Linked DNA regions of Mus musculus: regions 1 and 3 are each linked to region 2. Evidence: chromatin loops called from intact Hi-C (ENCODE). Cell type or tissue: heart. All regions are shown on one strand.

The links. Hi-C counts contacts between places; a loop is a spot of excess contacts. Peaks named below come from ENCODE experiments on the same cell type or tissue, not always from the same donor. Only the 100,000 strongest peaks of a DNase experiment are listed, where the experiment ranks them.
Region 1: a loop joins it to region 2, with 2.2 times the contacts of the local background. A loop is called at or near these places in 3 of 42 quality-filtered maps.
Region 3: a loop joins it to region 2, with 3 times the contacts of the local background. A loop is called at or near these places in 8 of 42 quality-filtered maps.

Annotation. Positions count from the first base shown.
Region 1 is chr12:36,777,616-36,785,615 of GRCm38, forward strand. No RefSeq gene overlaps it. Among named protein-coding and RNA genes, the nearest start is that of Mir5099, 35 kb to the right of the region's middle. In heart, no CTCF peak of the experiment used is centred here; a DNase peak (open chromatin) is centred at 3,346.
Region 2 is chr12:36,709,431-36,717,430 of GRCm38, forward strand. No RefSeq gene overlaps it. Among named protein-coding and RNA genes, the nearest start is that of Mir5099, 100 kb to the right of the region's middle. In heart, a CTCF peak has its summit at 4,724 (motif pointing right); no DNase peak of the experiment used is centred here; H3K4me3 peaks cover 605 bases.
Region 3 is chr12:36,928,777-36,936,776 of GRCm38, forward strand. No RefSeq gene overlaps it. Among named protein-coding and RNA genes, the nearest start is that of Gm40394, 50 kb to the left of the region's middle. In heart, no CTCF peak of the experiment used is centred here; DNase peaks (open chromatin) are centred at 4,455 and 4,605; H3K4me3 peaks cover 406 bases; H3K27ac peaks cover 685 bases.

The DNA of each region.
Region 1 (8,000 bases), 68 kb after region 2:
ATTGGGGAGGGTTTTCTTCAGAGTGGGAATCAGGACAGGGGATAACATTTGAAATGCAAATAAAGAAAATATCCAAATAAATAAATAAATAAATAAATAAATAAATATCTCTCTTTTCTGTGTGACCAAGAAATTTCTGATACAAATATCAGTTCAGTCCAGGTACTAAATTTGTAATATTTTATACTGTACTACATTTTCTCATTGCTGTAAAATCACTGAATACAACCATTTTTTCTACTTAAATTGACTGCAGGACATACATTCTTAATCCCCCTCCATCTTTCTCTCACTGTTTTGGTTTTGATTCATCAGCTCAGAATCTTTTACTTTTTTTAATTAGATATTTTATTTATCTACATTTCAAGTGTTATCACCTTCCCCTCCAGAAACTCCCTATCCCAAGCCCCGCCCCGCTCCCTGCCTCCCACTGCTTCCATGAGGGTGCTCTCTAGTATTTCCCTACACTAGGGCATTAAGCCTTCATAGGTCCAAGGGTCTGTCCTCCTACTGATGCCAGACAAGGCCATCCTCCTCTACATATGCTGCTGGAGCCATGGGTCCCTCCATCTGTGCTCTTTGGTTGGTGGTTTAGTCCCTGGGAGCTCTAGGGGTTCTAGTTGGTTGATATTGTTGTTCTTCCTACGGGATTGCAAACCCCTTCAACTCCTTCAGTTCCTTCACTAACTCCTCCAGTGGGAACCCTATGCTCAGTCCAGTGGTTGACTCCTAGCATCTGTCTCTGTATTTATCAGGCTCTGGCAGAGCCTCTCAGAAGACAGCTATATCAGGATCCTGTCAGCAAGCACATCTTGACATCTGCAATAGTGTCTGGGTTTGGTGTCTGTATATGGGATAGATCCTGGGGGGGGGGGGGGGGAGGTGGTCTCTGCATGGCCTCCCCAGGTATGTAGCAATGGGGGATGGGAAATTGTAGGTAGCTACCAGCAAGTCTCACATTGTAGGCAGCTGGCACTGGTCTCCAGCACACCTTCTCTGTAAACAACACCACTGAGCAGGCGCTAGCCCGACTCCCAAGCGGGTGCATGCTAATGAAGTGTCGACAGACCAAGCAATCCCAGGAGGACACATAGCCCTCCCAGTGCTGGGGTGATATAAGCAGTCCTCCCTGGGTTCCCGGGGTTCCCCGTAGCATCAAGGTGGTCCTGCAATAAAGCTGTTGAGAAGAATCCTACCGTGTTACATTTTCCTTGCTGGACGAGGTGGGCGTGACACCAGATGTCAGGAAAGCAAGAAGTTCTGAGGACCCAAGGAGGATGACATTAGCTGAAATGACCAACAAAGGGGAGGGAGAACCTGTAGATACCATATCAAAAGGTTAGACAAGGCCCATGGTTGCAGGATGGGGCCAACCATTCAGGTCCAAATTTTTAACTCAGAATTGCTCTTGACTGAAGAAAATATGGAGCTCAGAATCTTAAGTACCTAGTAAAAACTTGGCTTGATCAATAGCCACTCACTCCTACCAGAAGATCCACTGAATTATGTAACATTTGGTACAACAAACTTCTGATTCTAAAATATACATGTGCAGCTTATATCTCATGCCTCATATCTAGGTGGATATATCTACCTACGTGTCAAGTCATCTCTACATTTATTGGGTATTACAAATAAACTGTCCACAAGAGAAAGCTAAGTTCCATCCCATAAAATATTCTTTATCTCCTTATTGAATGGAATACTTTGATATTTACTTTGCCAGTGGTGACCAGTGCCTTAGAATAATCATTGGCGCAAGTTTTTCCTCATACTCCCTACCAGTTTTTCAACAAATTCTTCTGTCTCTACTTTTACAATTCATCAAATAAAATGAAGCGAAAATAAAAACAAATCCAGTTTTTCCATACCATATCAGAACCCTTTTCTTTATTGAGACATTTAACAATTTGCTAACACGATATTCTCTTTCTACATTCATATACTGTGGTGCATAGTCATCATGGTAACCATAGCAGTTTGTCATCATTCTAACAGACAAATGAGATACCACCTCCCTTGTCTATTTCCTGAACAAGTCTCTACACCGTTCATGTGCCCAACCCAAAGTCCTTATCATGGCCTAGAAGTTGTTATGTAATTTGACTTCTTGATATATCTATGAAATCACCTCTTTCTACCTCAAACTATTCACATTTCTTAAAATAAAGAAATACATAAAATAATAATAATTAAAAAAAAAAGACCTTTCGAAGTCTCCCACTTCAGAGACTTTATTACTCTGTCTCAGGAGGGAAGTTTTCCTCTCAAGGTCTCCATTGCCTGCACTTAACATTCGTAATTTCTCTTCTAATTTTCCCTTTATTTTCTTTTCCAAATAAGATATTCCCAGTCAATTCACTTAAAAGTAAAAACACTGCCATCACTTGGTTTTGCTTCTTTCTTTCTTTCTTTCTTTCTTTCTTTCTTTCTTTCTTTCTTTCTTTCTTTCTTTTTTTCCTTCTTTCTTTGTTACTGTTTTTGGTTTGTTAGTTTGTTTCCATAGGTCCAACTTCCCAGAGGCAGGGGAAGGCTTGTATCCACAGTGAATACTTCATGAACATTTTAAAATTATTAGACTGTACAGTGTTTTGCTTGCAGAAAGTAATTGTTTGCTTTTCCCTGCTAATCGGCAATGCAAAGCTCCAAATTATATTTAACACCAAAATAAGGAACACAGATTTTTTTTTCCATTTCATGAATTTTTCAAAGTTAACAAGAATTGAAAGTGGTTGTATATCAGAAACAGGTGTGTTTCATCTGTGTAGTAAAACCCTGGGTTTCAAAGAATGGAAAATTTTGGTTGGCCATAGCAAAAGGAACTATTGAATGAATAACAGAGACATGGCTCTATTATTCTATATTCTGTGCCACATGATAGGAAAATAGGAAAATGCTCATTGAAATGCTGTTAGGGTACCTTTGATCACATTTAATTAACTGAAATGTAAAATACACATTTACTTAATGTCTTCTGTCCCAACCACAATTGGGATTTTTTTTCCAAGTATAAGAGCCAGAAAATGATAAGGTGTACCGGCCTCGTACTCCGAAACCCCAGGAAGAATTTTATACTCCTTAAATAAAACAATATAAACGATAATTGACTTTTTTTTTTTTTTTTTACTAAAAAGAAATTTAAGAACCTTTCGTTCTGTGGAAATTGTTCTGTGATGCTTTGGTTTTATTCATTGTTTTCATCTTCTTTTTACTATCACTACTCTGAAGCATTTTAGAGATTTAAATAGAACAAGAAATCCTAGGAAAACTGAAGAGCAATCATACATAACACATTTCCTTTGGATTTTCGTAATTCTTATCACACATGTGTTTTCTGGCACCACGCGCGTGCATCACAATAACTTCCCTGGGACAAACATTGTTTTTCTTATCCTGGTCTCATACTCCCGTACACCATCTTCTTCCTCAGGAACAATGGTAGAGTTAAAATAGACAGCTTTTACACTGAAAAAGTCAGTGAACTGCAGTCACTGAAACCCAATGTCAGTTCTCGGGGTCTGTTTATTTTAGAATTCAGAGAGAGAGAGAGAGAGAGACACTGTCATCTTCATGTGGCACAGTGTCTTTCTGCAAAGAGCTGTAGATACGGTTTTCAGCACCTCTAGTACAAGGAGAAAGATGATTTATTTAAAAAGTACACTGTTCATTTTTTCTTTTAAAGCAGGGGATTGGCAAAGATGCCCCGGGTCTTTGAGCTAGTCACTTTTGTCTCTGTTGCCTAACCTAGCCAGCCTCCCTGAGATGTATATGAAAAAGAAGCTCTGATCTGCCAACCTCTGTGATGAATGATTTGGGAATGGTCCAAGTAGTAAGAAAGGGATTTAGTCTGGTTTTCTTGACTGTAGCCCCATTTATTTATGAGAAGCTTGTGAGAAGATTTGCAGGGGAAGAGAAAAAAAACCCACTCATAATGTGGCTTTTCATTCAGAATTGTATTTAGGAATAACCATGGCCACCACTGCATTGGTGTTGGTGGTGAAATGGTGAGGATTGCTGTTTCCCATGTGGCAAAAACAAACAAACAAACAAGCAAACAAACAAACAAACACAGTGAATCTCAAATGTCTGTGGTCTCATGGGTTCTGTTTAAATTCCTATTATTACCCTTTGCTTAGGGGCATTATCATTAAGTTTCATGTATCTTCTATTCTGTTTTTTCCGTTTGTGGTAGTGTGTAACTGTTGTTAACGCATACAGTTTCTGTTATCCTTAGAAGGACCTTCAGGAGTATATGTTGAATATTTGCCCATTTGATAAGTGATGGAATGAAGGCTTCCTCTTGACAATTTTTCTTGATAAAATGAGGAAAAGAGATCCCAAACTCAAACTTAGATATACTTGACTCCAGACTTAAAGTTAGTTGCTATGTCTCCCTGTGCCCTACATATGGGGTAGAAATTGAGTGCTATTTATTCCTAAATATAGGGTAGGTAGATATGCAGCCATTCATATTCTAAACTATAATGTACTTCCTGGTCAATATCATTCACTTTAAAACCATTTCTACCTCCTTCATTTGAAGTAAAAGTCATCTAGGTAGGAAGTCATTCTCTTCTGTATTAAGTAGCTTTGATGACGACTTAACCATGATATCAAACAGAATTTCAAGTTATTAAAATGCTCTATGAATTATTTAATTCTCTATGAAGAGTGGCAGTGACATTCCTTGCCTCGTTAGTTTTTAGCTTTTAAACTTTTAGTTCTCAGGAGCAATACTGTGAAGGTTCATCAGTTTTGTGCCAACATTGTATTACCTCACTTAGCATATATTCAGGAACCTTTGAATGTCCCTACAGCGAATACTCACATACATAGCACTTGAAGTCTCTTATTTTCTTTTAAAATCTATTAATCTAGCACCCTGACGAGTGAGTGATTTTATTTTTGTAAAGTTAATCACAGATATTAGTATTCTTTATATCAAAAAAATCATCAAGTACAGTTAAAAATGTATTGACATTTTGGCTGGATAAGTTTTATAAAGGTGAAATGTGCAAATCTTGTATGTCAACTGATGGTTATTTTACATTATTTTATATACAAGCATAAGGAAGTAAAAGCTCCCTCACAGTACTGAAAACCACTATGTCAAATTTAGCACAATTCTCAGTTCCTATCCCTTTGCCTACCAAAGAGAGACAAACCCACTCTCAAGTTTTACATCATAGGTTAGGTTTGTCCATTTTAGGCTCAAAGAACATACAAACACTGTGATAGTCCTTTGCTGGCTTACGGGGGGCTTCTTTCAGCATAAGGTTTTTGAGGGACCTCTTTGTAGGGTGGTGATTTGTCTCTTTGTACTTCTTGGTAGAGCTCTATTGTGGGAACTTATCACAGTCTGTCCATTTTACTGTTGATGAAAATTTGGGCTGAATTGGTTTATTCCTTGAACAATGAAATTGACAGGAATGTCTTTTGGGATGCTGGAGAGATGGCCCAGCGTTTAAGAGTGGTTGCTGTCTTCGCAGAGGATCAGAGTTTGGTTCCCAACACCCAAGACAGGAGGCTGAAAATCACCTGTAATTTTAGACCTCATGATTCAACCTGTTTTTCTAGCTTTTGTGTATACCTGCGCACAAGTGCCCCACCCCAAACAAATAAAAAACTTTAGCAAAATAAAAGTTTTTTGGTTGTTCTTGCACATACATTCTTCATGCTCTTATTTCTGCCAGGAAAACATTAAAGAGTGGAATTTCTGCATCTTTGGCTTGCTATATTTTTGTTTCATGGAGGAAGTTTAGAATAGTTCCCAGGGTAGTTTCTACCATTTCACATTCTCATCAATAATAAATGAAAATTTTAGTGTCTCTATTGGTTTACAAACACTTAGTGTTTCCTGTTTTTGAAATCTTAGATACTTTTAGAGTATATACTTGTTCTCATTGTGTTTTTAATCTTTATTTATTGATGATTAATGATATCAAACATTTTCATGCAATTGAATATTTTTTAAAATAGGGAGCTATGACCTGGTCATTAATGTTGCCAACTTTTCAAAATTGCATAGCTTTTCTTTTTCCCTGACTGATTTTTGAAAATTGAGAAATACTGAGAACAAGAAAAACAACTTAATTATGTGTTTCAAATTTTAATTGTAAAATGTTAATTTCAATTATATAAAAATTTTACTAAAACCATCCCAATTATACTAATGATTATAGATAAAGCACAAAAAAGATATTGGGTGTGGTCTACAGTGTAATAATAAAATCTGATTTGTTTTTTTGTTTGTTTGTTTGTTTCTCAGAGCAAATTCTCCCTAGCTACGGCAGGGTTGCCCTCTTTGAAGTGGAGCATGACGTGCTAAATTAGTCTGAGAGTCATCAGGTTATCTTTAATCCCCAGTTTAAGTCTCAGAAATCTTAAGGCATCTATCTAATTTGGTAATGATGTTCTGAGTATGCCATTAACACCTGACACTCCTTCTCGCTATCCAATATCTCCCTGTAAAATTCAACTAGACACCTCACACATTACTCTCCACATTATTTAATAATTTTATTATACCTATGGCCAACTCCTAAATTTAACAATGGAGGATAAGTTTAAGAAGGAGCAGAGGGATGATAAATGCATTCCTCTTATTACCATAAACTAGGAAAATTGTGACCAGATGCATAGGTGGTGCTGGGGGGTCAGAGAATTTGCTTCATCTCCTTGTTATTCACCCACTGTGCTGCTCTAAGATCCTTTAGTGGTCAAAGGGTGACAGAAGCAATACATCAGGCCTGTGCTGTAAAATGTTATCTAAAGGTAAAAAGTAGCCCTGCAGGACAGATAGAATTCTAGGTGGAGACATGGGATTTATGATAAAATTCTATAACCACATAAAAAATATCTGTGGCCACATTTATGTGAAGCAATGGTGCCATTCATTGGGTGGCTTAGGTGCTCACAGGTGCACATTCTTTGTCTTAGTAGACATAGATCCCAGTAGACATTCAGGTCTGTTTTGAATTTAAAGTGGAAGTTCCAAGAAAGATTTGGTGACTCTTTTCCTTTCCTTACCCCTTTCAATACACATGTAGGAAAAACAATAGGCTGATGCAGATTATAGTTCAGAATAGTGTCCTACAAACACACACACACACACACACACACACACACACACACACACACACACACACACTGCACACACACTGAATCCATCTAACAGAAAACACTTAAGGGAATAAGTTGCAGGAAAGTGAAACAGGAAATTTAGCAATGTATAGACATGGCAAAGGGCTTAGGATCAGAAAGGTTCAAGTTGAAAATCAGTATTGTTGAAGCTACACCTTCATAGATTGATTGAAATAATATTTTTAAATATTTAAATTATGACTGAAGAAGATCAAGATCAGTTATTTGTATCTCAAAGAAAAATATATTAATATATTTTAATCAAAATTGAGAAATAATTTTTCTTCCCTCCTCACTTTAGTTAATATACCCAATGTCCTTCACCGTATAGGCTTTGCTTCCATGAAAGACAGACAATAAACATGTGCTGTGAATTGATGTTTATACTTTGTTACCTGTATAGGATATAACATATAAAGGATTTGGTGTATTTTCTCATTCTTTAGGAAGAAGGAAAAATTAAAGATATTCAAAATATATTAACAGAAATTTAGAGTCCTCTTTTGGAGGAAATGTGTTACTGAGCTTTGATCTATTTCCATATCATTGCCTCTTCCCCTGGACAACTTCATATGAGCGTGTGAAAGAAAAACCCACTTTACATTATTGTAGCTGAATGAACTGACTAATGCAGCTAAGCAGCTGATATGTGTGCAGTAAAGAAGATGTTGACTGTTAAAATTCTAGTCATTAGCACTGGTGTGCATGCACGTCTCGGAATTACTACAGTAGGCAAGATGATTGACAACAATGGCTGAGATGCACAGCTGCTTTCCTTATTCTTCTCTCCCTCTTTCACAATCACTGAACTTTCTACATCAGTTTTAAGTTTATCACAAAGTGGGGGCAATGAGTTC
Region 2 (8,000 bases):
TTTAGGAAAATATTTCTTGACTTTAGAGAGAATGAATTTTTCCAGACTTTCTGGCTAAATTAACAATACGCCTGGAGATCATTTAAGACTATATACGTAGGATGTTGTCTTACTGTGTACTAAGCATATTTAAATTTAACCTGCCTTTGCAACTAATCTCAGTATAATTTGGATTTCCCCTCGAAATCTGCTTTTACAACCTAAGCTAATGAATAGCTTTAATTTTAAATTACACCCTCTTCTATACACCTGACCCAGAGTTGTGAGTGAGTGTGTGTGTTGTGGCAATCATTTTCTGAAAGCAGCCAACAGATTGAAAGCATCTTTATGCAGCAAGTATTTACCATCATATATGTTGGAAGAAATTACAGGCTATAGTGTAGAGAGAATCTTTTATATTCTGTGTGGGAGCATCACTTGACAATAAAAAGGTGATAGCTTATGAACTGAGTCAGAAATAGAAGGTGGGACATGAGAGAGAGAGAGAAAGAGGGAGAGAGAGAGAGAGAGAGAGAGAGAGAGAGAGAGAGAGAGAGACTGACTCTGGGAAAGAGTCCAGAGTTGTGGATTTGCCATGAACTTTAATGAAGTTGGACACATAAAACAGGAGAGATATCCAATCACATGGCAAAGATGACGAGAATAAGTGGCCTATATAAGTTACAAGTTAGTCAGGAATGAGCCAAAGTTTATGGCCTCAGCATTTTTTTATAAACAGTTAAGTCTCAGAGTAGTTATTCAGTGAACAAAAGAGGCAAGGTAGACAAGCTCATGGCCACACTGTAGCTTGATAATGCATTTAAAATAGTGAGTGCTTCTTCCCTTGCAAAACTAAAGTGGCTGGAGAGATGGCTCAGCAGTTAATAATACTTGCTCTTCTTGCAGAGGACCAGAATTCAGTTGCTAGCACCCACATGACAGCTCACAACTGTCTGTAACTCCAATTTTAAGAGAGCCTAATGCCTTTCTTAGGCCTCTGTGAGCACCAGGAATGCTTGTGGGGTACAGATATACATGCAGGCAAAATATCCACAGACATTACAAGAAACCTCTTAAGTATTTCTGTGGAGAATCCTTAACTTTTTTTTTCATATCATGTTCTCTCTAATGTCCAACAAATAGAGAGCAAACCTCTTTGTTAGAGCCAGTCACAGCCACAACTACAGTCACAGGCACACGTGCACACACATGTATACACGCACAGGCATATGCATATGTACACACACACACACACACACACACACACACACACAGAGACACAGATTCAGGTGCACACACATTCAGACATCAGTCAGAGGCAAACAGACAGATTGCAAGTTGGCCAGTTACCACACATTACATGCAGATGGAAGGTACTGGGAGAGAAATGAAAAACAGAAAATTTGGCTTGCTGTTGGTCGCATGAATCCAGGAGGAAGTTGTTTTGCTTCCTTTTCTTCCTGTGACATCAGTGCATTTGGTGATCCCTGAGGAGATCTTTAAATACTAAGTGATGGAAGTAGAAAGCAGGATTTTAGTGAATTCTCCATTGTAGCTCTGTGTTGAGCTCAGGGATTTAAATTTCTCTTCCAGGTGGGAAAATAATTGCATGCCTTCCTTCCTTCTTTCCTTCCTCCCTCCCTCCCTTTCTCCCCTTCTCTTTCTTCCTTTCTCCCTTCCTTCTCTCCTTACTTCTATCCGTCCTTTTAAACACAGGGTCTCACTATAGAGTGGGACTGGTCCAAGAACTCACCATGTAAACAAAGGTGGCCTCAAATTTATAGAGCTTCCACTTCTGCTTCCTGAGAAACACCTTAAAGGTGTTTCTTGCACCTTATCTTGTGTTCCTTAGAACTCTGTTTTCTAGAGAGAGACAGAAAAGGGGGTGTATTCAGATGGGAGTGGAGGTGAGCAGGATCTACAAGGAATAAAAGGAGGAAAAACTGTAATCATAATATATTATGTGAAGAAAAAAATTATTTTCAATAAAAAGGGAAAAAGAACTGTTCCCTCACACACTCAAAGTGTGTGTGTATGTGTGTATGTTTGTATGCACATATGTATATGAGTGTGTATATTTGTGCAAATGCATATGAGATGGAAAGAAGGGGGAGGGAGGGAGGGAGGGAGGGAGGGAGAGAGGTAGAGAGAGAGAGAGAGAGAGAGAGAGAGAGAGAGAGAGAGAAGGAGAGATGGAAAATTTTCACACAAGCATACATTTTTATCAGCAGCATTGCCAGGGTATATATTGGAATTTATTCACGACATAACTTCAAGCTTATACCCTATCAAAGACAGCTACTGGTAAACAGCCTTCTGCTATCTGATTTTGTGAGTTCAACAGTTTCTAGACTCCATATTTAAGTGAGGACATGAAGTTTTTGTTTTCCTATGTTTGGGTTATTACACTTAGTACAATGTCTTCCAGGTTTATCCATGTTGTTTAATGGTGTAATCTCCTTTTTAAGGCTGAATACTATGTCTTTCTGCATGCATGTCTTTATAATGCACAGAGACATAGTATTGTCACATAGGTCCAGCTTTGGTTCTGTGGGATAACCCAGTTGTAACCTGGATTCTTACTGCAGTGTATTCTTTAGCTCTTCCTCAATATGCATGATGGCTAGATCTGATCATTTTCCCATCGTAGAATTTAGTCAGGGCTGCTAGCCCTTGGGACCTAGCCGAAAGGGACAAAAGAAATCAGGAAGGAGGCTGCCACTAGGTAATTCGGTAAATTCTTTGTTTCTGCATCACCTGGTTTGTGTTGTTATGGCACAAATGGTAGAAAAGTCAGAGTGGGATAAGAGAAAACAGAAGGAGGGGGAGGGGAAAGGGAAGACGAGAGTGGAGGAAGAAAAGAGGGAGGAAGGAAGGAAAGAAGGAAGGAAGGAAGAAAGGAAGGAAAGAAGGAAGAAAAGAAGGAAGGAAGGAAGGAAGGAAGGAAGGAAGGAAGGAAGGAAGGAAGGAAGGAAGGAAAGATGGATGTTGGGAACTAAAAAGGGGGCCCTAAGGAAGGAACAAAGGAACTTGTTTCTTGCTGAGGAGTCTGGAAAGTCCAAAATCAATGGACAAAAACTACCAGGGAACTTCTCTTTCATCCCTTGGGTAAGAACAGTATAAAAAGAGGGCTAGGGGGTAAACTTATTTTCAGCCTTTGTGCAATGCAGAGGAACCCATCCATAAGAGGAAAGCCTTCTTGACCCCAGCATCTTAGGCCCTACTCCCAAAGCTTACATTGAAGATTAAGTTTTCAACACATAATTTTTTGGGTGCACTGCTTAAGTGTAGTTTACCATATGGACTACTTTTAGTTGGAAAGATAAATTTTAGCATCTGGCGAATGACACTTTAATGTGACCAAACATGCTACATTGTGCGCTTATTTTTGCTTCAACTTTCAGAAGATGTTCTGTCAATTCTTTGAGATTATTTTAGCTTCACCCAGGTTCCACTGCCACTCTTCATGGGCCCACAAAAGCACATTGCACTAATCTCCTGTATAGTAGAAATTATGTAAGCTTGTACAAATTGAAAAAAATTAGTTTTCAAAACTCAAATAAAATAACATCTGAGCATATTTATCTGCCTAAATTGTGAGCTACTGGGCACAGTATTCAGATTTATATTTATGATCAATGTCACTGTATAATTGCAAAGAATAACTACTTTATACTTGTAATTTCATGGATTATTAATAATATCTTCTAAGCGTTTTACCCCACTGAAACAATACATTTTGAAATTGCATGCTACTCATGTATGTTTGATTCATCTGTTTGTTGTTCCTATAGCAACCGACTTCCTACACCTAGTGGAAGGGTGGATATGCTGTTGAAGGAATTATGGTCTGACAAGGTTCTTCAAGGGCTCCAAGAAGTATGAGCACAGTGGGAATTTTCATTTTGTTCAGACAAAATTTCTTAGCCCTAGTTATTTCTAGTTTGGAACTAGCTTCCTTGATATTGCAAAACAGGTAAGACATGAGCAGATGGACTGGGAAGTCCCTGCATCCGGAGCAGGCAGGTCCACTCTGACTTCTCACCTGCAGTCTGCACCAGCCAGCCAGGCAGCTGTAGAATCATCCATTTAAAAACACTGGAGGAGATTCAAAGTGTGGATCAGAGACTGAAGGAAAGGCCATCCAGAGACTGCCCCACCTGGGGATCCATTTCATATATAGTCACCAAACCCAGACACTATTGTGGATGCCAACAAGTGCTTGCTGACAGGAGCCTGATATAGTTGTCTACTGAGAGGCTCTGCCAGTGCTTGACAAATACAGAGGTGGATGCTCTCAACCAACAATGGACTGAGCACAGGGTCCCCCATGGAGGAGCTAGAGAAAGGAACCAAGGAGCTGAGGGGTTTGCAGCCCCATAGAAGAAACAACAATATGAACCAACCATTATACCCAGAGCTCTCAGGGACTAGAGAGCTAGTACAATCAAAGAGTACACTTGGAGGAACAGACCCATGGCTCCAGCTGCCTATGTAGCAGAGGACAGCCTTGTTGGACATCAATGGGAGGAGAGGCCCTTGGTTCTGAAAAGGCTCGATGCCCCTAGTGTAGGGGAATGCCAGGGCAGAGAAACAGGAATGGGTGGGTTGGTGAGCAGGGGCAGCGGGGACGAGATGGGGGTTTTCGGAGGGGAAACGAGAAAAGGGGAAAACATTTAAAATGTAAATAGAGAAAATATCTTATAAAAAAATAAAAATAAAAAATAAGATAAAACTGCCCACTAGAGGGAGCCGAGCACCATAAATCTTGGTGTGTTCCCCGGCTGCTTCCAGGAGGGGGGAAAGCAAGCCACAAGTGCACATCCCAGACCTTATTTAACATTTTCTCCGATGTTTTCTCGTCCAAATCTCATCGATTACTCCTATAAGCAAACAAAGACCAGCGCAGCATATAACATTACTACATCCACATTTTAATACGTGAAACGTTCAGGAAGTAAAACTGCTCTGGAGAAATGGGATCCAGACGAATTATTTGAACTTAACAGGGCAAAACACCCTGGACAGCATGGGCTTCCCCAAACTTCCCGTGGTCTCGTCCTCTGTTTTATTTGCCCTGGATGTAACTGTTGTATGTATCTGCTGTTGTGTGTATCTGCTACATTTTGTTACATTTTGCCCAGGCATTTAAGGTAAAGGACTCCACTAGGCAGATGTCTGGACCATGCTGAAATAAAGCCAAAGGTTGAACGTTCAAAACTAAAATTGTCTGCTTACTTACATAGAAAAATGAAAATGGGCGTTTGTTTTCAATGGCAAAAATTTCAGTTGCAGGATGACGGGCCTACGTTTGAACTGTTTTTCATGTTCCCGTTACCATTTTATATATTCTTCCCTGCTTCCAGAAATCACTTCTTTTAAAATGTTCAAATCCTGCAAAAAATGCTCAAATTTTGTTTTGTATTGAGTTTTTAGGTTCGACTATTTGAAGAAAAATGAAAAAATAATGTATGTAATCCAGCTTGAAATGTTAAAACACAACATTTGAAAATATAAATAAAAATATTGAAAATTGAGATATTAGCTCCTTATATAGTAAAATATTAAGTTTTGAGTGACACTAATTCTTAAATTTTAACTAATTCTTATTTTGGAAAAGGGTAATTATTGTGAATTGTGATTATCTCAAACTTAATTTCAATAATGAAAGCATTTTTTTAAAAAATCTTTTAACTATTTTAAAGCATTTGAAAGTTTTCTTCCCAGTTTCCCTGAGTAATTATCTATAGCTATAAACAACTTTTGCCTTGCGCTCTCGAATTTCACTCAAATTGTCTCTTTTATTTATTTGTCACTTTCTTCTGCTACACAGTCAGAAAGACACACAGATATACCACAAACCATGAATCTTCGAGGCAGCTTTCTTGAGGTGACATTCATGCTTAATAGGTGATTTGGGCGTATGGCTAATTCTGGGATTTCCCTTTTCCCCCTCTCTCACCTCTACCTCCCTTTCTCTGTATGATATTCAGCTTCACCCATGAGCAAAACTGTATCTCCCACTTGCCTCAAAGATCAGATTATCCATTTTTGTTTTTTATTTTATTTGAACTTGGGAAAATTTAATGTGGAGCTAATACAAACTGGCTGTAAACAGCTGCCACACGTAATGATACTGGACAAAAATGAAAATATCAGTCATTTCCCTTCTACCCTTTGGCTGTGTGATCCTTTTACGCAGTTTGGATCTTTAGGGACACTCTCCAGCATGTACCATTCTATACATATGAAAGTTATTATGTTTGTGCATTTCTTCGGTGTTTCTTAACAAAAGTGGAATCATGTGAAAAATAGATTTGCCGTTCCACTGGCAATACGTTTTAAAGATGCCTTTCCACCAGTGCCCAGAATTATCTCACTGGTTATAGCTGTGTGAACCCCATATTCATTAGCTCCCTTCTCTCATTCTGGGAATTTCAATCACTTCCAGCATTTGTTTATTAAACAGTTCTTTCAGTGCAGACGTGTAAGTAAATATCTTTGGAATCTGATGCATTTCCTACATTTTCATGAATAAAATCCTGTAGATACTGAAGTCACGCCTAGCTTGCTCTTCACTTTTGACTTATGGCTTGCCTGTTTCTACAAAGGTTTTCAGGGGTCTGTATTTTCTGCTGCTCTGGGCTTCTGAAAGATGTTTGTTTGGTTTTTTTTTTTTTGTTGTTGTTGTTGATTTGTTTTGTTTTTTAAAATCCATCAAACATGTTGGTTGCCAAAAATAAGATTTCAAAACATAAAATGCTATTTATCTGGAAGCGTATTCACCAGAAAGTGAAAGACCACCATCGAACTGGACAGCTCAAGTAGAAAACTCTTTCCCGTAGGACTGGAAGAGTAGCAAAACTTCTCTCACTGGTTGATTGAATCTCTGTTGGATTCAGATCACACTGACCAAATATGGGATCATCTCCCATATATCGTCAGTTTTGTTGTTGATTAAAGGCCAGCATTGAGTGGTTCAGTAGCAATTTAATGGGAACACAGAGTGATAATATGACTGGTTTAAATGCAAATATACTTAAAAGCATACCAAACACTACACACTATACAAGAATACAGAGAAATGTATTAGTACATTAGTATCGTTCTAGGGGGAAATTAATGTGACTGGGGGATAAACACCAAAAGCAGCAGGAACCAAAACAGAAAGGCATGTAGCTGGTGTTCCGAGCGCTCTTGTGATGCTGAAGCGTTTGTTTGTTTGTTTGTTTTCCCCCTGAAAGCAGTTTCTACACTGTCTTATTTATGGAAGTGCTTCCTTGCTCTCTCTGTCTACTCGGTCTCTTTCTTTGTCTCTCTATCTCACTCTTCTTTCTTCCTCCTTTTTCCTTTAAGGCCATTAAAACAGGCAGAAAAGATGCCATGAACAGCCTTCAAGTGAGCTAATTGGAGCTGGAGTTAGTATCCAGCATATACTTTTGTGGCATTGAATAATTTATTAGGAACTATAGATATGAGTGCTTATACATAGTGTCCACTGGGGCACTATTCAGAGCTAAAATTTCTGCAAAAATGAAAAGTTCATTAAAGCTCCCCATAACACGACCTCAAATTAAAGACATAGGAACCGACCAGCTGTGTGAACCATTGCAGGTGGTGTCGGGGTATACCAGCTTCACAGTGTGCAAGTCCAGCCTGAGAGATGGTATCATTGCTGTCTGGCCAAGACTGGCCAAGATATCACAGGGGAAATACAGATTTCAGAGAGAATGTGTTAAAACACTTCCTGTGCTCCAGGCATGCATGGTCTGAGAACTTTTCTCAAGATCATGTAACCTGCAAAAACAAAGCTATGAGGTTGGAGATGTGGAAAAGGGGTCACAGAGAAGTTTAATAACCCGCTGAAGAGCATCCATTTAATGAATGTAGGGAATGGTGTTGAAATCTAACAGGAGTTCAAGAGTTCCTGAGCGAGTTTAACCCAAGGCGTCCACTCTGAGGAAGATGTGGGTGGGAGTGGGCATAGAGGTATATAACATAAGGATCAGGAAGGTGGAAAC
Region 3 (8,000 bases), 220 kb after region 2:
ACTTTGTGCTATACTGGGATCTCTTGTGACTCCTGAGTTACAGCCTCTCTCTGAACTTTCAGAGAGAAATTCAAGAAGCTAGGTTTCTGCACCTAATCATTAACCCTGGACCATCTGAAGAAGGCTGCTAGCAGGATGTGGAGCCCCCCTGGGTACAGATAGTACAGCACAGAGCCTTCTTTCCCTGATTCATTTGATAGCAGAGAACTATATGTCCTTGGCTAAAACAATATGTGTTGGTTTGGTTCTACAGCAAGCCATTTTCTACACCTATCACCTCACTTATTTGAATTTTTATAATTAACCATAAAAGATATAATTAGGAACAGAAAGGAGAGCTTTATCAAGTACAACAGGCTTGACCTCATTAACCAAGTTAAGAACATAAGTCATGCAAGTTCATTGAGACCATACCCACTCTAATAGAAAGATGAAACTTCACCATAATTTTAGTGGCATGCTTAGTCATTCAAGTTCAGTACTAGAAAATCAGATTATGCACTATTTTAAAAGAGAATTTATGTGTATCATGCAATATCTTGTTTTAAAAGCTGTTGGGACTACACAAAGCAAACTTCAGCATATCCATGCCTTTCGTGTTTACTGTGATTTTCCTATTCACCCAGGGCAAACATGGGCTACATAATCAATAGTACTTGAAAAACTTCATCCTTTAATTTATTGCTAAATCATTTAACAGCTATGTCTTTGACCAATGCTTAGAAATAAAAATTCAATTTGTAAATCTATCTGGCCTTGAATAAGAAAAGAAGTCAAGTGTGATTTCTTTATGCCTACACCTTAGTTCTTAATTTAAATATGTTTGCTAATAATCTATATTTGGGTTGTATTTACCTTCAAAACTGAATTTTCTTATATTTCTGAATATCTTTCAGTTAATTTTAAAACATTCATTTATTTAGTGTATTTATGTGTGTGTGTGTGTGTGTGTGTGTGTGTGTGCATATGTGTGTGTGCTCATGTGCATGTGTAACTGTACATTGTGCTTAGAGAATATGAGTGCTAGTCACAGTGTACGTGGAGGTCAAAGAACAATCTTTGGGAGTTGATTCTTCCCTTTACCATATAATTCTAGGGAGAGAACAAACTCCAGTTTTCAGGCTTGGCAGCAAGCACCTTTAAATGCCGAACCTTCTTGACAGCTCTTCTTGCTTTTCTTAAGTTTCTCACAGAAATGTTTTCCTTGATATCTTGGAGTTGCTTCTTAAGGCCCCTGGGTCCTGTGGAGTTATTTTAACTTTAAAAATGTAAGATTCACTTAACTGATTAGTAAGGATCTATAGGCTTTATCTCATTTCTCATAACAAACCCCATAAAACTAAACTATTACAATGTAGTTATATGAAGATTTTAAAACAAATAGAAACCATTTTTGGTTAGGGTCCCAAAAATATATATGTGTTTATAAATTATTTTTATTATAATTTTTGCTTGTGGCAATATAAGACATTTTCTCCTTCACTCAATGAAGTAAATTATAATGAATACCTGGGTATGAAATTTACATACAACATACAGGTTATTTTTAGACAATTATATAAACTCATGACAGCTTTATAGAAAACATTGACTGTGTCATCTAGATCTTTCCAAATTGTGAGATAAACACTTTCATTGAGTTTTTCCTTCCTTCCTTCCTTCCTTCCTTCCTTCCTTCCTTCCTTCCTTCCTTCCTTCCTGGAAATATTATCTTGTGTGTTCTTTGTTAATTTCTAAAAATATATAACTCTAAGAAGAGCTCTGGTTCTTTTTGCTCCATACTTTTATCAAGCTCTGTAGATGAGGATGAGGATGATGATGATGATGAGGAGGAGGCGGATAAGGAGGAGGAGGAGGATCTATTTTAGTAAAGTAAAGGTCCAAACAGAAAAGCCATGCATCATCCTGAAAATCTAAAGTGAGCTAGTTTAAGAACTCTCTCTCACATCCAGAGACTTCCACACCTGGGGATCCATCCAATATACAACCAACAAACCCAGACACTATTGTGGATGCCCACAGGAGCCTGATATAGCTGTTTCCTGAGAGGCTCTGCCAGTGCAGGACAAATACAGAAGTGGCTTCTCACAGCCATCCATTGGACAGAGCACAGGGGCCCCGTAGGAGGAAAAACAATATGAACTAACCAGTAACCTCAGAGCTCCCAGGGACTAAATCACTAACCAAAGAAAACACATGGTGAGACTCATGGCTCCAGCTGCATATGCAGCAGAGGATGGCCTAATTGGTCATCAATGGGAGGAGAGGCCCTTGGTTCTGTGAAGGCTCTACAACCCAGTATAGGAGAATGACAGGGCCTGGAAGCAGGAGTGGGTGGGTTGGTGAGCAGAGGCAGGGGGAGGGGATAGAGGGTTTTCAGAGGGGAAACCAGGAAAGGGGATACCATTTGAAATGTAAATAAAAAAAATCTAATAAAAAACCCAAGGAACAAACAAACAAATAAAAAGAATTCCCTCTCAGTTTTCACCAGTGGAGTGACTAAAAGATGTGGACTGCCATGTTTGGCCTCAGTGGGGTAGGATGTACCTAGTCCTGCAGTGACTTCATGTGCCAGGGCTGGTCATTACCAGAGCTGGGGACAGGGGTGAGGTGCTCACTTTCTCAGAGGAGGAGAGGAAGGGGGAAGGCAGGAGAGGTTCTGTGAACATCAACTTATTGTCTGTAAAAAAGACCAAATGGACCCCAGCTTCTCCTGTCAGGTTGATAACATTATTTAGTGTATTGATTCAAGGTAAATAACTTCTTGAAACAGTTTCCCTCATGGGAAATGGTGCCAGTCATAAGGAGTTGCTCTGTCTTCACCTGAGTAGCTTTGATGGCAAGTTGTTACTGGTCTGGGTAGAATTTGGTTTCCTCTGTGGTTTGCCTGCAGGTGAGAGAAATGCAGTCTGTCAGGGGAACTTGGTTTGTTCCATAATCATTTGTCAGTGTAAACTGGTGACTTGTTCTCTGGCCTTACGTGGCAATCTGTTCACTTGGTGATGATATTGCCTCTGCTTTTACAGTACTTGAAACAAATCAAGTTTCTGAAATTTAAAGCCACAAAAGTTGACCCTGGACATGACAGGAACATGATCAGACCAAAGAAAAGAACTAACATTACTAACGATGGGTTCCTTCCCTCTCCTTTGACACTTGAAAACTCCAGAGCCCCAGCAACAAGTACTAGGAACATGTATTCATTTTCAAGACTTAAAAAAAAAATGTTCTATAGTTCCTACTTTGCAGTTTTCAATGTGCTTATTACACAGTCTTCTTAATGTTTTAATTTTACTTCAACACCTTAATTTGGGATATTTTGTCTTACCTGAACATTGGGTAGCTCTAGGGAAAAATGATATTTGATTCGTTGAGTTTTCAAAGTCTAATGCCTTTATAAAATTAGCTTATACTGATAGCTTAGCATTGACTCAGGGCCAAAGAAACATCTCAAACGTAGAATAGACGGGGATATTTATTAATGCTTTCTTTCAGGTATCAAAATTGGGCTTAAATTGAAGTGTAAACATTATGGTAAAATGTGGCTACTATCCAGTTAATTTGATGGTAGATACTTACAGTTTATTTCCCTTAGGTTGTACTTTGTCTTAATTTTAATATGTAAGAGCGGAGCAATTTCACATTTGTGCTTTAAATTACTAATAATATCATGGCTGTATTGTTTATTCTAATGTAATACTGTGCAGGATTACTTCAGGTTTTTTTTTTGTTGTTGTTCTTCTTCTTCTTTTTAAGTTGCATATCCTCTATATTAGAATTTTGTTCCTCTAGGCTGCCATCAGAAGTGATATGCGACAGCAAGGCTTACTGAAAAGTAAAGAGAGGAAACTTCTGAAAACTGGAATCCTGTGATGTCTTTCTTCTCTAAGAAAAATGTTTTGCACCTATGTGCTTTGGGGATCTGACATTACTCATTTAGTTGACCCCAGGAAAGGAAGTGAACACAGCCTTCATAAAGAAGATTATTTTTGTTGTTAAACCATGCTGCATTCTTTGTGTAAAAACAGATTTAAACAATCCCATGTATCTTGGCTGCTTTTCCTCCTATAAGGAAGCATCTATATATTTTAACATTATTGATCCCTATATCTATCCGTTAATGTTTCTTTAAATGCATTTTCTCCAGATGTTGGATGAAAAAACGCCCTTGTTATTTTTTCCATTATCACTCTTCACTACTTTCCATAGGCTGCGGGTTGTGTGAGCCAAGGGCTGACAGAAATAGCATACACGGGAGCTCCAAATTATAGGCACGAAAAATAACTTTTATAAAATACATTTTAAGTGACACTACTTTCCCAAAAGCTGGCTCTAATTGACTCAAGCCTAGAAAGCAGTAACTGAGGAGCACATCAGACACACGTCCACTGATCCCAGAATGGGCTCCACAGTATGACATTGGCAGGATGATGACATTCCCAGCTTGCTACCAGCACATTCCAAAAGTCAGGCTGGGTATTTTGGTACCGTCAGGCCAGTTTCCCTCAGAAGTATCCTCTAACAAGCAGAGACTGTTAAGTTATTTACTCCAGCTGCAGAGAACTCCACTGCTCACCTGCCAGCAGATAAAAGAAAGAAGGGCGAGGGAGACCTCAAGCAGAGGGGATTTCTTTGTATACAGATGGCCTTTGCCCGGGTTTGAGGCTGCAGCAGTCCTGCTGTTCACTGAACGTTACAGATGGCTGCGTGGGCAGGAAGCCCTCCCCTTTCCTAACAGTGCTCTGGGGACTAGAGGGGGCCTGGAAGGAGCTTTCTTCTTCCTTCCCAGCTTCTTCTCCAAACCCCCAACTGAGAAGAAAAAAAAAAGGAGAGAGAAAAAGAGAGAAAGCAAAGAATAGTTTTAAATATTTAAAAAACACATCCATACAACCATTTCTGCCAGTATAATTTTTTTTCTTTTTAGAGAAAATTTAGATTAACCTCAGTGCTCTTGATTGGAGTAGTGTTCTGAACCAATGGTGACAGCTCACTGAAGCACCACTCAGTTTGTGTTGAATTATGTAACAATTTCACATAAGCAAAAGGAGGCTTGACCAAGTAAATATGGTATCAGAAGTGTTTTCTTCTTCCTTTCCTAAAGTCACATTTTAAGGTTTAGTTTTCCCCATAATTTTTCTGTGGTGCTTTGAGTATGTGTGTTTGTGTGGTATAGATATGCCTGTGGTGGTGGAGGTGATGGTGTTGTTGTTGTTGGTGGTGGTGGTGGTGGTGAATGTGTGTATACATATATTTATAAACCAGAAATTGATGTCTGGCATCTTACTTAATGTACCTCCAACTTCATTCTCAGATTTGAGATCTCTCACTGAACCAGCTCCAAGGATCTTCCTGTGTCTGCTTCCCCAACGCTAGGATCATAGCATGTGATAAATGTTCAAAGTTTGTATATGAAATCTAGGGAATAGAATTGAGGTTCTCACTCTCGCATTACAAGCACATTACTGCACGAGCCATCTTGCCCTCCAGATGATATTGCTTTTAATAAACGTAAATACTTAGCTGATTTGAGCCTATTAACAAAGGGTTAATTTCATAATTATAGAACTAAACCAAGCAATGCAGATTCAGTCCATGCAAGTTTTCTTATAATTTTGAGACAATGGCATCATTCCTCTTCCATTTGTAGAACTTAAAGTCATATTGTGCTCATAAGGAAACATAATATTTAGCACAATATCACTTTTATTTTGAACCATTTAATATCAGGAGAGAGCTTTTATGTATTTGTGCAAAAGGATAATTTCACAAGACTTAATTTTAATTTTTATAAGTATTTCATTTTAAAATGCACACAAATATATATATAAAGCAGGAAAAACATATGAAAATTTCCATAAAGGAGGTTTTGACAAATGTTTTCCTTTAGGAAATGCAGAGAATTGTTAAGAGAAGGCCTCAACTATCTTGTCTTAGATGTGCTGGCGTGAGGAAGTGTTATTACTCGACTATTGGGAGAGAGGCCAGATGGTAATCGAACTGCCATGGAGCTCCACACACTTGGAATTGGACTGCCTTTCTTTTTCATCTCTTCTCTTTGGGACTAGTTTTCTGACATGATTTATCTTGATGGTTTTTTTGTTGAATCTACTCTTGATTTGAAAATTGGTTCACTGGAGTCAAAAGCAGCTGAGCTAAAAAGAACATATTTAGAGGAAGTGAGATGACTTTTACTTCCTACAAATAAAAGTGGAATGTCTTTATTATACTCCAAACCAGGGACTGCATAATGTGTGTGGAGTTCATCTCAGTTTCCAGGTCATAAACTGAAGGGGAGCATTTTGAACTTCATAAAATCAAAGTTCCAGAATTTTACTTTTCAATACAAAAAGCCTTCTTCCATTCTTTCTGGATTTTCATCTGGCTTTAGGAACCATGTTCAGGTCACTGCCAGCTTGCTGGTTGCAGAGTTAGTGGTATGGCCTCTGGTCATATTTCTCAATTTGATTGACCACAGCATAAGATACTCAATAGAAAGCCTGGCCAATCCATACAAGTAAAAGCCCAGGCTGAAAGTCAGAATTTTCATGTCTGTATATAGATGTCATTGACTCTAAATATAAATTTGTAGAAAAAGAAAGGCAACTGTTCAAAATAGAACCCATTGTCACTAGATTAGTAGCATTATTAGAGTCATTTATTAAGATATATATTGAACAAACCCAATGGAAGAACGTAGAAACAAGACACATTGTATGTTCATTGCATATTTTGTAAACCATATTATTGCCTTCCTTTCTAATATTTATTTCCATTCACAATAAGACAATAATATTTGAGAAATATATACATTTGAGAAGGTATACATATATATTGTACACACACAAATATATTTGAATGTGAGAAATTCGAACACTGATGTTATGCAGTTAATTGTTAAGCTATTGGAACTTAGGGAATTTAAAAGGATACACTGATTTCCCAAGCACAAGAGAAAAATCTTTAGACATCATAAATGAGAAACAAGTACCCAAAGAGCTATGTGTGTGTCTGTGTAGGTATGTACATATGTGTAAACACACCCATGTATATTCATGCACATGCAATGTGTTTATTATGGTTTTTAATGAACAGATGAATAGAATGTATCATCATAAAGATGCATGCAAGTAGGGAAAGAACCTATGTTGCTTAAGCTTAATAGATAAAACATGAAGTGTACTTTAGGGGAAAAAAACCTCAAGTCACACTGGAAAGGCCTTAAATGTCTACATATGCAATGGTTCAGCAAGGTCCAATCCACTAATGACAGCCATTGCCGCACATTGTAGTGTTACAAAGCAGAAAAGGTTCCTGCACACTGGCCCTATCCAAGTGCTTTAAGAAATAATGGTTCTAAGATGAAAGTCTTGTTAAGGTTTCAATGAAAATGTTTGGCACACCATAATGAAAAGCCAACAATCTGCTTTTAACAAGAGACACTGGAAAAATGTCGGTTAACATACTGCTGAAAATATTAATTCTCCTTAATGGCAGGATGCAACGTAGCTTTTTATAGGTTTTGATCCCTGTCATAAATTTGGCTACGACAAAAGGGATACCCCAGCTTTAACTCACTGGCAAGAACATTAGCTATTTTCCAGTCTTAATAGGTTTGGCTGGATTTTGCTCCTCAGAGAGATGGCTAGATATGTATGTGTGCTGTGTTAGCACACATATGCATGCACTTATGTACATGTGTGAGGGTGTAGTCAATGTGTGTGTGTGTGTGTGTGTGTGTGTGTGTGTGTGTGTGTGTGTAGTTTGGGAAACTTTCTAAAGATTTAAGTTGTAGGTTCCATCGTGATTGTTAGAATCTCAATTGAAAACTTGGATCAATGTGGAAGATAACTGTCTTACAAACCAATATGCTTATTCTTTACATACTCTTCTTAGGCTGGCTGAGTGAGGGGGAAAAAAAGCATGTTTTCCTACACTTTTTCTCTTATTGCACAGTTGGAAATTTTGGATATTAAGAATTAAGGAAAACAGCCAGGCGTGGT